Linked DNA regions of Mus musculus: region 1 is linked to region 2. The links are chromatin contacts, found by POLR2A ChIA-PET in ENCODE. All regions are on one chromosome and are shown on one strand. Each heading gives the region's core, a stretch centred on a gene start or an enhancer-like site at or near the end of the contact. The rest is flanking DNA. Distances are from core to core; before and after follow the strand shown.

Evidence for each region. ChIA-PET counts read pairs that join two places held with the same protein, here RNA polymerase II (POLR2A).
Region 1: POLR2A ChIA-PET joins it to region 2 with 19 read pairs in Patski. The contact joins the promoter of Tmem209 here to the promoter of Cep41 in region 2. POLR2A ChIA-PET finds 5 or more read pairs at or near these places in 3 of 5 experiments (Patski and embryonic stem cell).

Annotation. Positions count from the first base shown.
Region 1 is chr6:30,508,404-30,515,424 of GRCm38, forward strand. Tmem209 (transmembrane protein 209) reads right to left here and starts at 1,380. Exons shown (of 15, transcript NM_178625.4): 1 at 1,282-1,380; 2 at 263-399; 3 at 51-109. The coding sequence starts at 1,284. Ssmem1 (serine-rich single-pass membrane protein 1) reads left to right here and starts at 3,883. Exons shown (of 3, transcript NM_029373.4): 1 at 3,883-4,139. The coding sequence starts at 3,957.
Region 2 is chr6:30,690,846-30,697,957 of GRCm38, forward strand. Cep41 (centrosomal protein 41) reads right to left here and starts at 2,904. Exons shown (of 11, transcript NM_031998.3): 1 at 2,792-2,904. The coding sequence starts at 2,824.

The DNA.
Region 1 (7,021 bases), core at 130-2,629, 180 kb before region 2:
AAGCAAGTTTTCATATGTAGTAAATCTAAATTATAGTGGAAATTACTTACCGATATACCAGAGGGGCCAGTATGTCACATTATAATATGTACTGATTAACTTTCCAGTCCTGAAAAGATTAGAAAGGCTTTCCAGTTATTTAAATAAATAAATAACACGCCCACCACAAACCAACCAAACACTTAAAACCAAAACAAATATAAAAAGCCACAGTGCCAGCCAACAATAGTTAAAATTTTCACTTATGGGCTGATTAACTTACATTTCAGTATATATCATTCCAGCCATGGATACATTTAGGAGTCCCCAAGCTAAAACCACTTTCCTAGTTTCTGTTTCTTTTCTCATCTTGATGGTTCTGTCAATAAGGGAAGGATTGGGGCTTACGTCTCCTTGCATCTATTCAAAGGCAAAACAAAAAACAAAAAAACAAAACAGCCTGAAATGAAAAGAAACTACTCTTAAGAAATCAAAAATGTCTGTTGTAAAGTAACTGCTCCCCCCCCCAACTTTTCTCTTCTTTAAAATTTCTCCCCAACTTTCCCCTTTAATATTAGTATATGAAACTTTAATATTAGTATACACAACCCTGAAATATCTTCTTAGGTACCACAGAAAAATCAGCAGGGAACTTGCTGGTTATTTCAGAGAAGCTAATGGTTCCAATAAATTAAAATGTTTTGCTACATAATGTAATGGTTTGTTATTAAGTTCGCAAAGAGTTCTTTTGTCTCTGCTTCGAGTTACTACATCTAGATGAAGAGACACCAGATATCAACTTTTGTCATTACTGTGTCAGACCCTAACCTTGACCATGGAGTGATACAGGCTTAGCATCTCCTTTTGGTGATGAAATTGTAAAGCTTTTCTCACGGGGTGGACGGGTACTATTCACGTGAAGAGTCAAGAGAGAGACGGGAACGGGAACACGTGCGTTCAGTTTGGGTTACTAAAACTGTCATCTCCTTTGTCTCGCTAGGCTCAGCTCTGCAATCACTGAGAGGGCAGCTCCCGGGAGTCATATTCTAGAGCACATTAGCATCCTTCCCGCCTTCCTGCCCCGCGCCAAAACTCTCCTCGGAGAGCTTCCCTCCCTGGCTACCTCAGTACGAGCTTTATAATTATCCTTCATGTGTCTTTCTTCCCTTGCACTACAAGTGGCAAGATTCCTAGCTACATCATCCCCTGGCTGAACCTCAGGCACAACTTTAGGTTTGGAACTCTGAGGGAACAGCACGGACTCCATGTCCAGGAAGCACAAGACAACCCCCCCAAACGCACCATGTTCTTCAGCAGGAAGCCGTGGACTCGCGCCACTCCCTACTGCACATGCGCAGAGGCAAGACTAAGGCGGCGGCGGCGGGCAAGCCGGGCTACAGTTACCGGAAGAACCGGGCCCTCTCTTCTCGCGAGAGGGAGAGGGGTGGGGCAGAAGGACCCGAGCCGCGATCGTTGCCAGGGGAACGCCCTCGGATTTGTGCCTCCTACTTAGCTGCAGGAAAAGGCTGAGCTGCAAAATTCAGACCAGATTCTGAACACTTAGTAAAAAGTAATGATTGTAGCAAGCTGAAGTTTGGATATTACTAATTGTAGCTTTATCTAGGGCCCCCTACGGCTAATTGGTAGGATACAAGCATGCCTGATGTGTTAGACACACTCAGCAATGACAAAGCATTTTTCCTCTTTTGAAGTGTTTTCTCCCTCAATTGGTTTGACCCAATGTAAATTCTCAAATATCCACCTTATGAGGATGCAGCATTAGGAAGAAAAACTGGAACGTTCTATTGAAGTTAGTGGTGGTTTTGGGGTTAAAAACAAACAAACAAACAAAACCCCACCTTTGCCCTGAATGTTCTTTGAAAGAACTGAGAAAAGAGTCACCAGGGAGGTGAGTGGTTTTCCTTAGTAGCTAGTGCAAGTTCTGACAATACGCCATGTGTGGAGTACGAGGCAGGGATGGGGGCTTGGCTTCCTGGCTATTGTTCTAAAGAGCTTTGCCTGTGTCCTGCAGGTGAGGACAGGGAAGCAAGTCCAACTCTGGAAGAGCTTTCTTGGGAGTGGCAGCACTGGCCCAACTAGTGGCCAGCGTAGCCAGTGCCTGGAGAAGTGTGCCAGCCAGGCCTTGGTACATACATGCCTTTAATCCCAGCAATCGAGAGGCGGGGGCAAGTGCCTCTGGAGTTCCAAAGCTAGCCATAATGACATTGTCTCAAGATAGTAACTAAATATCAAGATTAAACAGAAGAAAATGAAGTTTCATTGTGGTAGTGCATAGTGTATGCTCTTAAAGAGCTAATAGGTTTTTAGGTTTTTTTTAAAATCATGTTTATATTGTCTTAGTACAATGTTTGGATCTGGACATAGATTTGGAGATGAACTAACTTGACAATTGTTCCAAGAGAACAGGTTCAATTCTGTCAGTATACAGTCAAATCCAAAATGACAGCTCATTTCTCCACATGTAAGTCTATCTAAAAAGGCCCAAAGATTTATTTATTATTGTACATAAGTACAATGTAGCTGTCTTCTGACACACCAGGAGAGGACGTCGGATCTCAGTATAGGTGGTTGTGAGCCACCATGCAGTTGCTGGGATTTGAACTTAGGACCCTCAGAAGAGTAGTCAGTGCTCCTACTTGCTGAGCCATCTCACCAGCCCTTGGTGTGGTTTCTCTCTGTCTCTCTGTCTCTCTGTCTTTCTGTCTCTCCCTCCCTCTCCCTCTCCCTCTCTCTCCCGCTCCCTCCCTCTCTATCTCTTGCTCTTTTTTTGTTTTTTTTCGAGGCAGAGTTTCTCTGTATAGCCCAGGCTGTCCTGGAACTCACTTTTAGACCAGGTTGGCCTCGAACACAGAAATCCTCCTGCCTCTGCCTCCCGAGTGCTGGGATCAAAGGCGTGCGCTACCACGCCCGGCTCTATCTCTTTCTCTTAATGTAACCCATAAACTAATGTGTATTTCTTCCGGGGCTTAAAAAACACTTGCCACACTGAAGTTGATAGTTACCATTATGTATTATTAGAGTTATCATAACCAAATATCCCAGAACACCAGTGCCTCCTTCAAAAGAAAAAGTTAGGCAGTACTTTAAAAAAAACCCCAAAACACCAGACTTTGTTCCCACACAGGGTTTGGGAAGATGGAATCTAAGACCAGAATGTGAGGAGGGCTGGTTTCTTCTGAGACAGGTGGTGTTGGCTTGTCTATGTGGCTTCATCTTATTCTCTCTGGTGGCCTTTCCCCTGGGTTGGTGAATTCTTGGTGTCCTTTCATCTTCCTTGAGACTACAGTAAGATTAAGGCTCCATCCTCATGGCCTGATTGAACCATCTTTGAGCTCTTGAGGAATTTTCTAAAGAGACATTTATTTTGTGTGTGGTTGTGCCTACATGTGAGTGCACATGTGCCATACTGAGGGTGTGGAGTCAATATTCTGCTTCCACCTCGTGGGCCCCAAGGATCGAATGCAGGCCGCATGCCTTGGCATCATACGCCTTTACCTACTGCTCTCTCTCTTCAATACTCTTTTCTGGCCTTATCTCCAAATACAAGATGGGACTGAAGGTGTCAACATTAAAGTTTAGGGAACACTCAGTGTGGTCTGGAAGGCACTAGAACTGTGTGTGTTAATTTACAATGGTGTGGTACACATTGAAAAAGAGAGAGAGACTGGTGAAAACCAAGACCTTGAACACTTAAAGAGATGGCAGTAAAGGATAAGGACATTTCAACCTCGGTCGCAGAAGGAAGTATATTGAGAAATACCATCAACTCTCTTAGAGGTCCTCTAGATAGATCTGCCCATCTAAGGCATCTAAGAACATGTATCAGTACCTGCAACAGTAGCTTAAGTCTATGTCATAATTGGTTGCCAGGGAAGTTGTCCTAGGTCACGGAGGGAAATCGTTCCCGGTCACCTTCATCCCTTTGAGCATGTTTATTTTCTAAGCAAGAAGCTATCATGGGACACCTTTTGTCTTTATTTTGGGAGGTGGATCCCCCTCCCATACCTCTCGGTTTCACCATGCCCAGTCAGGATGCCGAGTGCCGGAAGGATGACTCTTGCGGGACAATAGGAAGTTTCCTGCTTTGGTACTTCATCATCATACTGATCCTCATGTTCTTCTCTCGCGCTTCCGTCTGGGTAGGGAATCCTTTTCGGTCTAAATCACATCTCTATGGGGTCTTTCATTAACTGCATTGTCTGTAGTTTGATGTATTTTAAGGTTTTTATTTTGTTTAATAAGTGAGATAGTCCTTAGGCATGTTGGTGGCCCACGCCTTTGATGTGAGCACTGGTGAGGCAGAGGCAGGCTGGTCTCTGGGAGTTTGGTCCAGCCTGGTCTACAGAGTGAGTTCTAGGACAGTCAGGGCTACACTGAGAAACTCTGTCTTGAAAAACAACACAAACAAATATGGCGCAATCCCATGCTAGAGAATCTAAAGCTGTTGAAAGGGATAAAGAACAGGAAAACCACTCTACTCCTGTAGAGATAAACACTGTGAAGTTTGTGACTCTTTCCCTGCTTTTTCTCAGTAGTCTGCCTTTGTCTTTGTTTGGTCTAGCTTCTATTGTATGTATTTTCATATCTTGACGTTTAAACTTAGATATTTTGTGAACGCTTCCGCATGCTATAGTCACTCTACAGCACTTCTTTTTTTTAAAAAAAAGATTTATTTATTTATTTATTTATTTATTTATGTAAGTATACTATAGCTGTCTTCAGACACCTCAGAAGAAAGCATCAGATATCATTACAGATGGTTGTGAGCCACCATGTGGTTGCTGAAAATTGAACTCAGGACCTCTGGAAGAGCAGTCAGTGCTCTTAACCACTGAGCCATCTCTCCATCCCTCTACAGCACTTTCTATTCTATAATTTTTCTGTCTTGTACTATAATATAAAATTTTGCAGTTGAAGTTTTAGATTGTCTGCATTCTGTTCATCTGCTGTATAATGCTGAGATAAATCTCTCTACTGACTACTAATTTTCAAATCCCTCTTCTAACCATGTTATTCTATAATCAAAGGTGTAAATGTTATTGGTAGAGCACAGGTAGGATTTGGGGAGTAGTTAGAATGCAGCAATACAACTTCTGTATAAAATTAAGGTACAGAACTAAACTAAACAGAGCTAAAGTCACAGATCAGCAAAAGAAAATGCTAGAAGCTTAGGGATGTCATAGTCCACTTTATCATCAAGGCTGTGGCCCTCAACATATGATGAGCAACTGACCTCTTACAAATTGCTGACGCAGAATCTTTTCTGGCCATTAATACTGGGCTGGTGATTAATCAAGCTACTCCCACCATTTAGCATTACAGCCAGAGCCCACCGCTGCCAGTGGTCAGCAAGATTGAGTGTTCCATCAGCTCTGGATGGAGGAAAAGAGAAGGTTTGTTATTTCAGTGCCAGGTAGATTCCATTTTAATAATAAAAAAAAGTCTCTTTCCCCTACTACCTCCTGGCCAAGAAGTTTTATCTGAAGTCTAAATGCTTCTTAAGGTAAATACTCTGCCAGAAGGAGAATTAGAATAGTGATAGCTTATATGTGTTTTAGACTCCCTAGCTAAGTATATTGAATTTGGCCTGGCAAGAAAAGCTACTTTAGAAAATTAACAAAAAATTGAAATTGATCACTGGAATTTCATCCTGAAGACTGTTTAAGAGGTCTAGCTCTTCAGCTGGTCTTCAGTTCCCTTGTTCACATCAGCAGTCTGGAGTCAGAGAGCTATGTGAAGGACCGTAGGGGAGCTTGGGGTCCAGCCTTCTGTCTGTAGGCAAGGGTTGCTGCTGCTGTTGTTGTTAAGGCCCAAGGAATTTAAGTGACTTGTCCAATGTCACACAAGTGGCTAGTGACAGAGTGACAGGAGGAAATGGATCCAGATTTCCTGCTGTACTATTTGTTTACTTCAAAGCATAGTTTGAGATGTTGAATTCGATCTATTCAGCCCTGATTAAACCCTTAATTATCTTAGAGGTTTCGCCTTTCACTTTGTGTCCTTGTGGCTGCTACAGTTGTTTGGCAGGCTTCTCCTGAAGGGTCCCAGATTTGAAATCTGAGAACCATAGGAGAGAAGGTCGTGGAGGATGGAATTTTCCCCTCACTTTGAACTTCTTCGTTTTCTCTGTTGAAACTGTAGGCCTTTATTTACAGACCTTAAAGCATCGGTACTCGTGGTGGAAACTTGGTGGTCGTTATCCTCCGACACAAGACATGCCGATTACCCCTGGATTTGTCACTTTTTAAAACAGATGTGTGCTCTCCTTTTGTTTTCAGAAATGAGCTGCTCCGTTCAGGTAGCCTGCTTGTTTAACATCTGCTAAGACTGCTGGTGCTGGCTTTATTTTGCTGGATCAATATTAATCTGAAATCATTATTTTTGCCTAAGTAGAAATTGAGTTTAGAAGGAGTTGACTGGCATGAGGAGATGGCAGAGCTGGGGGCGGGGGGGTGGGGGGCAGAGAGAGACAGAGACAGATCAGCCCCCTCCTCTGCCCTGCCCTCAGAGGAACCACTGTCACTATTTTCCCTCACTAAGTCACACAAGGACAGTTAATGAAATGCTTGTGGTAACCACATCACATACGATTCTACTTAGTTTAATGCAAAATTTTTTCTTTTGATTTTGTGGTTATATTTTGATTTGACAACTAATGTGGTAGCTCTCTGTGGTGATTATAAATCTAATGATACAAACCTAACACTGCTTTTAAACACCTTTTCCCTTCAACTATAAAAGTACACACCAGAGAACACAGGATTACAGGACCACGGATTAAAAGAAACAGGTACTGCCCAAATTGTGTGAACATCACATCACCAAGTACCATTAACCTCTAGGTTTACACATCCAGTCTTTAATAACTCTCTCCATACATGTCAGAGTTAAAATATGTGCAGAGCTCTAACACATTAAAAAAATATATATGTATCTTTAAAGAGACCTTCAGTCTCAAGATATTCAGAGAATTGTTACTGTAATGAAGAAAGAAAAAAAAGGCAAGAAAATGCCCTATTAA
Region 2 (7,112 bases), core at 1,654-4,153:
GGAGTACCCAAGGTTGCTGACCTACATATACACAAATACCCATATATGTGGATCCTGCACATATACCCACACACATAAAACTCACACACATATACATACATACACTTACACAAATACCTATATACATGGATTCTGCACATGTACCCTCACACATATATACATATACTCACACACACATATAGGCTCTCTCTCTCTCACACACACACAAACACAGCAGAAACTACAATCAATACAAGAATTAGAAAATACAGTGTGTGCTCCCTCCTTCTCTCCCTCCCTGTTTTTCAAGGCAGGGCCTTGGCTGTCCTGGAACTCACTCTAGATCAGGCTGCGATAAAAGGTGTAAGCCACCATCACCCAACATAAACTTAAATTTCTTAAAGCAGAAAGACAAAAATAGGAGATAGAAGTGGAAAAAAATCAGAACCAGTTTATATGGGTATAATATCAAAATGCTGAACCCGAGAAAGAGGGTGGAGGAAATGAAGTCAACTGTAAAATAACTCAAGAAAAAATTTACAGACTAGAAAGATATAAGGTTCTGGTGTTTATCAAAGTGAATGAGAACAGGCCATAACAAGGAATCCTTTGTGAAATGTTCTAACACAGGGAACAAAATGAAGCTTCCTGAAAGGAACAACAAGTCACAAAGCAACAGGATGGCTTTGGATTTTTCTACAGACACACTGGCTGCTGGGTCACAGCACAATGTTTTCAAGATGTTGTTTTCCAACCATGAAATCTATCTTCAGCCACACACTCAGGGGAAAAAAAAGAAGAATAAGAATGTAGAATGGAGACAGTTTTAGATAGGATATTTTGGGTACAAAAACACATATGCATTCTTTCTCAAGAATTCCTGGAAGTGGCCCTCCACTCAAAGAAGGCAGTAAAGACAGCAAGTGTTTACATCCTTCCTCTTCTGACGGACTCTTTGTCCTATATTTCCGGCTTCCTTCAGGAGAGCCCATGAATGGTCCCAGCTGGGGATGGAAGTCATCTGCCTTGATGCCCTCTCTCAAGGGCGATCATGCTTGATGGTGGGTTTTACACCTAATAGTTCTCTTTCATTCTGCCCCGACTTCCTAGCATCAGTTCAGACATATGGCAACATAACCACCTCATCAATGTCTCCGCTCCTCGACACAGCCTGTCCAACTCCATCCACCACAGTGTGGCTATGATGGTGCCTAAAATGCAAGTCTGAGCACATGACTAAAACTCCTTAGAAGCTTCTTGCGTGCTGACCAGTAGGCAGGATAATGGTATTCCCAATCTTGAACTACCCAGCCCACCCCATCACAGGCATCTAATATTGATATTATTTTAGTTGACAAAACATAATTTATTTCTAGGAAAAAAAGGTTGACATGCACACACTGTGCAATTATTAAGTTAGTAAATATCGTCATTACCTCCCTTGTTGTGAGGAGAGGTTTGGAATGTTCTCTTGGCTAATCTGAGATGTACATTAAATTTATATTTTAGTCACCCTGCTGTGTCATCTCCTGTGCCATCTCAAAAGTTTAGTTCTCCTAACAAACTTTCTACCCTGCGACCAGCATCTCTTTGTCCCAGACGCTATATCCCTAACTTCTGGTGACCATTATTCTAATTTCTACTTCACTGAGTTGGACTTTAGACTCCAAATGTAAGTGACACTGTGTAATATTTACACATCACTATCAAGGTTTAGTAGTGGCGGCACATGCCTTTAAATTCCAGTATCTATGAGGCAGAGGCAGGTGGATCTCTTTAAGTTTGAGGCCAGCCTAGTCCACATAGTGAGTTCCAGGACAGCTGGAGCTACATAGTGAGACTGTCTCAGAGACAACCAACCAACCAAACAACAACAACAAAAAACAACCAAACAAACAAAAAACCCCACCAAAATAACAGACATTACTATCATGGCACTCCAATACACATGCCACAGTTTCCGACACCAGGCATTCAACAAGAAATCCAAGACCTACAACTGGTGTTTGCTATGAAGGTGCAGAAGGCCCCTCTCAAATTGCCTTTTGTTCTGTAGACTCCTACTGGGACTTGGTCGGAGTTGAAGCTCTCCTTGGCTTTACACAGGCTGTTCTAGCAAGCTCTTCACCTGACTCACGAGTGGCCTTGATGGGTTGGGGCCTTTTCAGCTCAAGAACGCCCCTCCTTCTCTCAGCTTGAGTGCTGTCTTTCCTCCTCCATCTCTCTCCCGAAGCTCACCAATTTCCATCACTAGACTGAACTCTACTGTAGAGACTCTGTCGTTCTCTTTGTAGGTCTGGTTACTTGTTTGGTAAGGGTCAAATAACACTGGGTGACATTAAACTGCTACAAATGCACAAGGGCACTGAGGGTAAAGGAGAACAAAGGGCCCTATTTTGCTCCCTTTGCAAGGGCGGCTTGGCCTGGGGTACCCCAACTCAGAAGTGATGGGCCCCTTCACCTCCTTCCATGTTTTGGGGGTCTTTGATTTTTACTTTGTTTGCAGGTGTCACTCCTAGACTGTAAACTCTTTGAGGGCAGGGGCTGTGTCTTTATGTACTTGGCTCCTCCAAGCCTCGAACGTCGGTGTCCGGTGGGTCTTTGTGGGGCGAGCACGCCCGGCACCGGCGGGTGCCACTGACGTGGAGCCTCGGCCTGCCCCGCCCCAGGCCCTGCGCTCGGCCCCCTCCTCACGCTGGCCACTTCCCGCCTTCCGGGCGGCGGAAGTGGCCGGCTGTTCGTCCCTGCCCACGTGGCGCCTTTTCCGGTGCGCCCGCCCCCTCCGGCTCTCGGGTCCGGACCTGGCCCTCACCTCAGGATTCCCAATGTGCCTCCGGGCAGACATATTTGCTCCAACCGACCACGCTCGGGGTTCTAGCCTCACGTCTGGCTACTAATCTAGCTTCCTACCCCCCTCCAGCCCCCACTCAGCCGCCTCCCTGTAACCTCTCTTCCGATTGGCTCGGCTGCCCAGGCCAGCCAATAGAAGCTCCGTTTACTGCTTCGGCCCGGGCGGGGAGAGCAAAAAAAGCTGCTCAATGGTTGCCAAGGGCAACGCGGGACGCCCGCTAGCGCAGCTTGGATCCTGGCGCCCAGCTCCTGCCTGAGCGCGGGAAGGAAGGGGGAGGGGCTCCGGCGCCTGCGCAGACCTGAGAAGGGGGGGGGGGGGAGGGTCTGGCCTCAGGCTGGAGAGAGAACACAAATTCACCACAGGTCCCCCCAACCCTTTGTAAAGTCTTTCTAACCAAACATCGGGGCTACTTCTTCCACGGCAAAGGACATGATTTGGGCCAGGGATGTTCAACTGGAACGAGAGTGCATAGTTTATTATGTTCAGGTCTTAAGTTATTATGCAAATTATGCAAAATATCATAAGTAAACACAGTAATTATTGTTGCTCTAAAAGCTTTTAGTCTAGCGAAAGAACAGCAACCTTAATTGCAAAGAGCACACACCGTTCAGTGGTTCATCATTCATTTAACAAGTATTTAATAAGCACCTTATGAAGAAAGCGGCAGTATGTTTTGTGGAGGATGGGAAAGATGACTAAAATCCGATCCCGTTGTCATGGAAACCATTGTAACTCCTGCCACCAACCACCACCTGTTCTCATTCCAGATCTGAAAATTAAGTCCTAGCACCTTTACAAAACAATTACCCACACAGTTTGACTTGGCTCCTAAATGTCCCACCAAATCCATCAAAATTACTATTTCATTTTACAGGGAAGAAACAGCACAGTAACCCTTTGTCCTGTGCTCTAAGTCGTTTTTTTTTCCAGGAATAGAGAAAGGTTCCATTGGTTTGTTCATACTGGCTAGCTCTGTGTTAATAACAACATCCATGTGAACTATGGCAGGGTCTACGCAGATGACCTAGTCAACAACGTGGTCTCTCATACCCTGTCGTGCCTCATAGCAACTTCAGGAACCTGCTCTTAGGGCCGTATCTTGGATCAAGTCATTCAGACTGGACCTCCAGGATCTTGGACTATTGTCCTAACTGCCCCTTGTACTGTGTTTAGTGTTTAATACCTACCAAGGTTTATCTTAAATCCCTTTACCATGTCTAGTCTTTAACCCTTCTAAAATTCCCACTCATCATTCTATTAGAATGAAGGATTGGGGGCTGCAAAGGTTAGAAGGGAGTAGATAGGGTGTATTTATCACATCTTTGCATAGCGAACCCCTGTGCAGCTTGGAGTTGGAGTAACTCTAGCTTTAATTTTTTTTTCAAATCCTATTATTAACGATGGTTCTTAAATGCTTTAACCTTCCTTGTAGCCCACCACCCCACCAGAGGTAGTAGAAAAGAAAGGATATGTGGGAAATGGACCTGTTTAGAAAGGTTCTTTGGAGCAACTCAGTGTTGTCTGGAAATCGGCAGTTCAATTCACAGGTTAGCAGGCAGCGGCAGCTTGATCTAGTTGCAAATACCTCACGGATACACCAGGGGTCCAGTTCGGTAAAGTTGGCTTAGCAACAGTGGTGACAAGACCTAGCAGAGACAGCCTGGCCCCAGCCTCAACTTGAGTCAGCAGGAGGGACCATCGGGAACCCAAGGAGAAGTTCTCTGTTGTGCCTCTCTCAGGAAAGTGAAGGCCAGCAAAGACCACCGAGACCCACCAGTGTTGCACAGCTAACTGTATGAGCAAGCCGGGCTCTGTCTCCGTCATTCCTTGGAGTCCCATTTATGCCTTTCACACATCAAGTGTCCTCCACGTGCCTTGCCTCAGCACACGTCTTACCTCAGCAGGACGCTTGCCTAAAGCACAGGCATCCAGTCAGCCCCAGTCCTTGGAAGCCGCAACAAACTGCAGCACACCACCAGAAGGGTTTTTTTTGGTGCATTTTTCTCTACTGTGTCCGAACAAATGCAGATCAACAATACAATGTAGCTCAACAACACAATGTAAAGCAGACCGATACATGCGTGTTGTTAGCAAAGAATCCTTCATCACCTGTCCTTTTATGCACTTGCTTTAGAACATCCTCTCTCCTGTGTCTGCTTTAGACACAGTTCCCTCATGAATCGGCCTTAGCCTTTCCCACCTGTGTCCACTTTAACGAAACTTTCCTTCACGTGTTTGTCATAGCAAAACACCATCCAAATGACTTCTCAGAGAACCCTTACATTTCCACTTCAAAGTGACCATAGGGATTATGGGTAGAAAATTTGGAAACGGACATGTGGGATGGCTTTGTTGTCAAGGTCCTGGCTGCCAAAGTGAGTGACCTGAGGTCAATCCCTGGAACCTACATGGTGGAAGGGGAGGGGAGGACCAACTACTTGCAAGTTGTCCTGTGACTTCCATGCATGTACACACGCAAGCATACTCAGAGACTAAATGAGGGAGAAAAGGAATAAGAAGGGGCCAAAGCCCAGAGGTTGGAGGAAAGGAAGAAAGGAGAAACTTGAAGGCTATAGGTGAAGCGATAGAGGTCCATGAAGTGGGGTAAGCAAGATGAGAACCTGGGCTATGGCAAGGGCAGCTATAAAGCTTTCAACTTGGAAATCAAGCAAATGGGTGGGTGATAACGCATTCATAAGGGTACAGACCAACAATCCAATTTCCAAGAACAGAAAATGTAATGTCCAGCATATTGTAAGACTGTTTTTAAACTCTTGTTCCAGGGGGTATGGAAATATAAAGTTTATTGGCCTTCATGGTCATTGTGTTTATCAAATTAGGGCAGCATACATGGCATATAGCAAGATTATGGAAGTGTGTATTCTTCAGTCTAAGGCTACCTTGTTACTGGGATGGAGCAATTTAAACACATGGTTCTTCTCCATCCCCTGGATTCTGATGGAGAAGAGCCCAAAGGTTCTTGAAGAGCCTCTGCCCAGAAAGAGCCACACCTCGCTTCCATCGCAGGCCTCCATGGACTCCTTGGTGGTGTCAAGCTACAAACCAAAAGGCTTTTAGCATCAAGATTCCTTTCAGATCCTACGGTGTCAAAACTGGATCAACATTAAAGGAAGGTGTTTACTCTCACTATGAAAAATAGCTAAGTGCTATCAAATGATAATCCATGGACGATAACATTCAGTAAACATTGGTGTGTCTAACAAGGCAAAGAGCTGTCTCATTTTTCAACTGACCGACAAGATACTTTTAAAAAAAGTTAACCATATAGTGCCCAGTAGTTCATGAAATAAACACCTTTGGATACTGCTAATGTGCATATAAAGAAGTGTGACCTGTTGAGTAATTCAATAAGAACTACAAAAGAAATCCTTAAATCTTAATATCCTAAGAATTTTACAAAAGGAAATAATCAGAATAATTTTTGGTAGTGGCATTCGTAGATGTTAACTGGACTCTTACTTATAACACTGAAAATTTAGAACCAGCCTAATCGGTCATCAAGTAAAGAAAATTGTTAAACTATATACTGTCATATTCATAAAAGGTAATTTACTGAACTGTGAACACATATAATTTAAGGAATAATCAGGTCAAGAGGGAGCTACTCCTGACCCAGCAAATGAAAAGAATGCTGAGAAACTTCTTACTTAATATGATCTTGAAATGTATGGAGAAAAAAAAAATATAGGTATCTTTAGGGAAAAAAATGAAAAGAGATAAAGGCTATGTCTGGATTACAAAATATAGATATTTGTTTTATTTGGTTGACATTTTGTGAGTTTCACAGATTTTCTTTAGTGATCATGAACTCATTCCATACTTTAAAAATCCTATTCTTCCCCTAAGAAACAAAGCTCCCTCACGCTGCTGGCTGCATCCTGAAAGCTGTCTATGGCTTTTGTCTCGGCTGATTTAGACCAGAGCGGAATTCTGAGTAATTCCCCTATGTGAAGTGCAGCAGTTCTTGGCAGTAACAGACTCTCCAGGCACTTGAGCAAGACCCTTGCAATCAGTGATGATTGCTGAGAGCTTTAAGCTTTGTTTGTAAGAGAAGAAGTTCTGATTCTTTTCTTTAGAAGTTCCTACTCCCGCTGATTAATCTTATTTTTCTCCGAAGTTAGAAGTACTCTTATGAACTTCCATTTGTTTGATGTCTCCTTTTTAACCCTGTATGGGCTCCCAGGAGCTTTTAGTCTCTATTGAGTTTGAGGGGAGGGAGCCTCAGGTAAGGTCAGCATGGGTGACAGACAGGTAGTTTGTA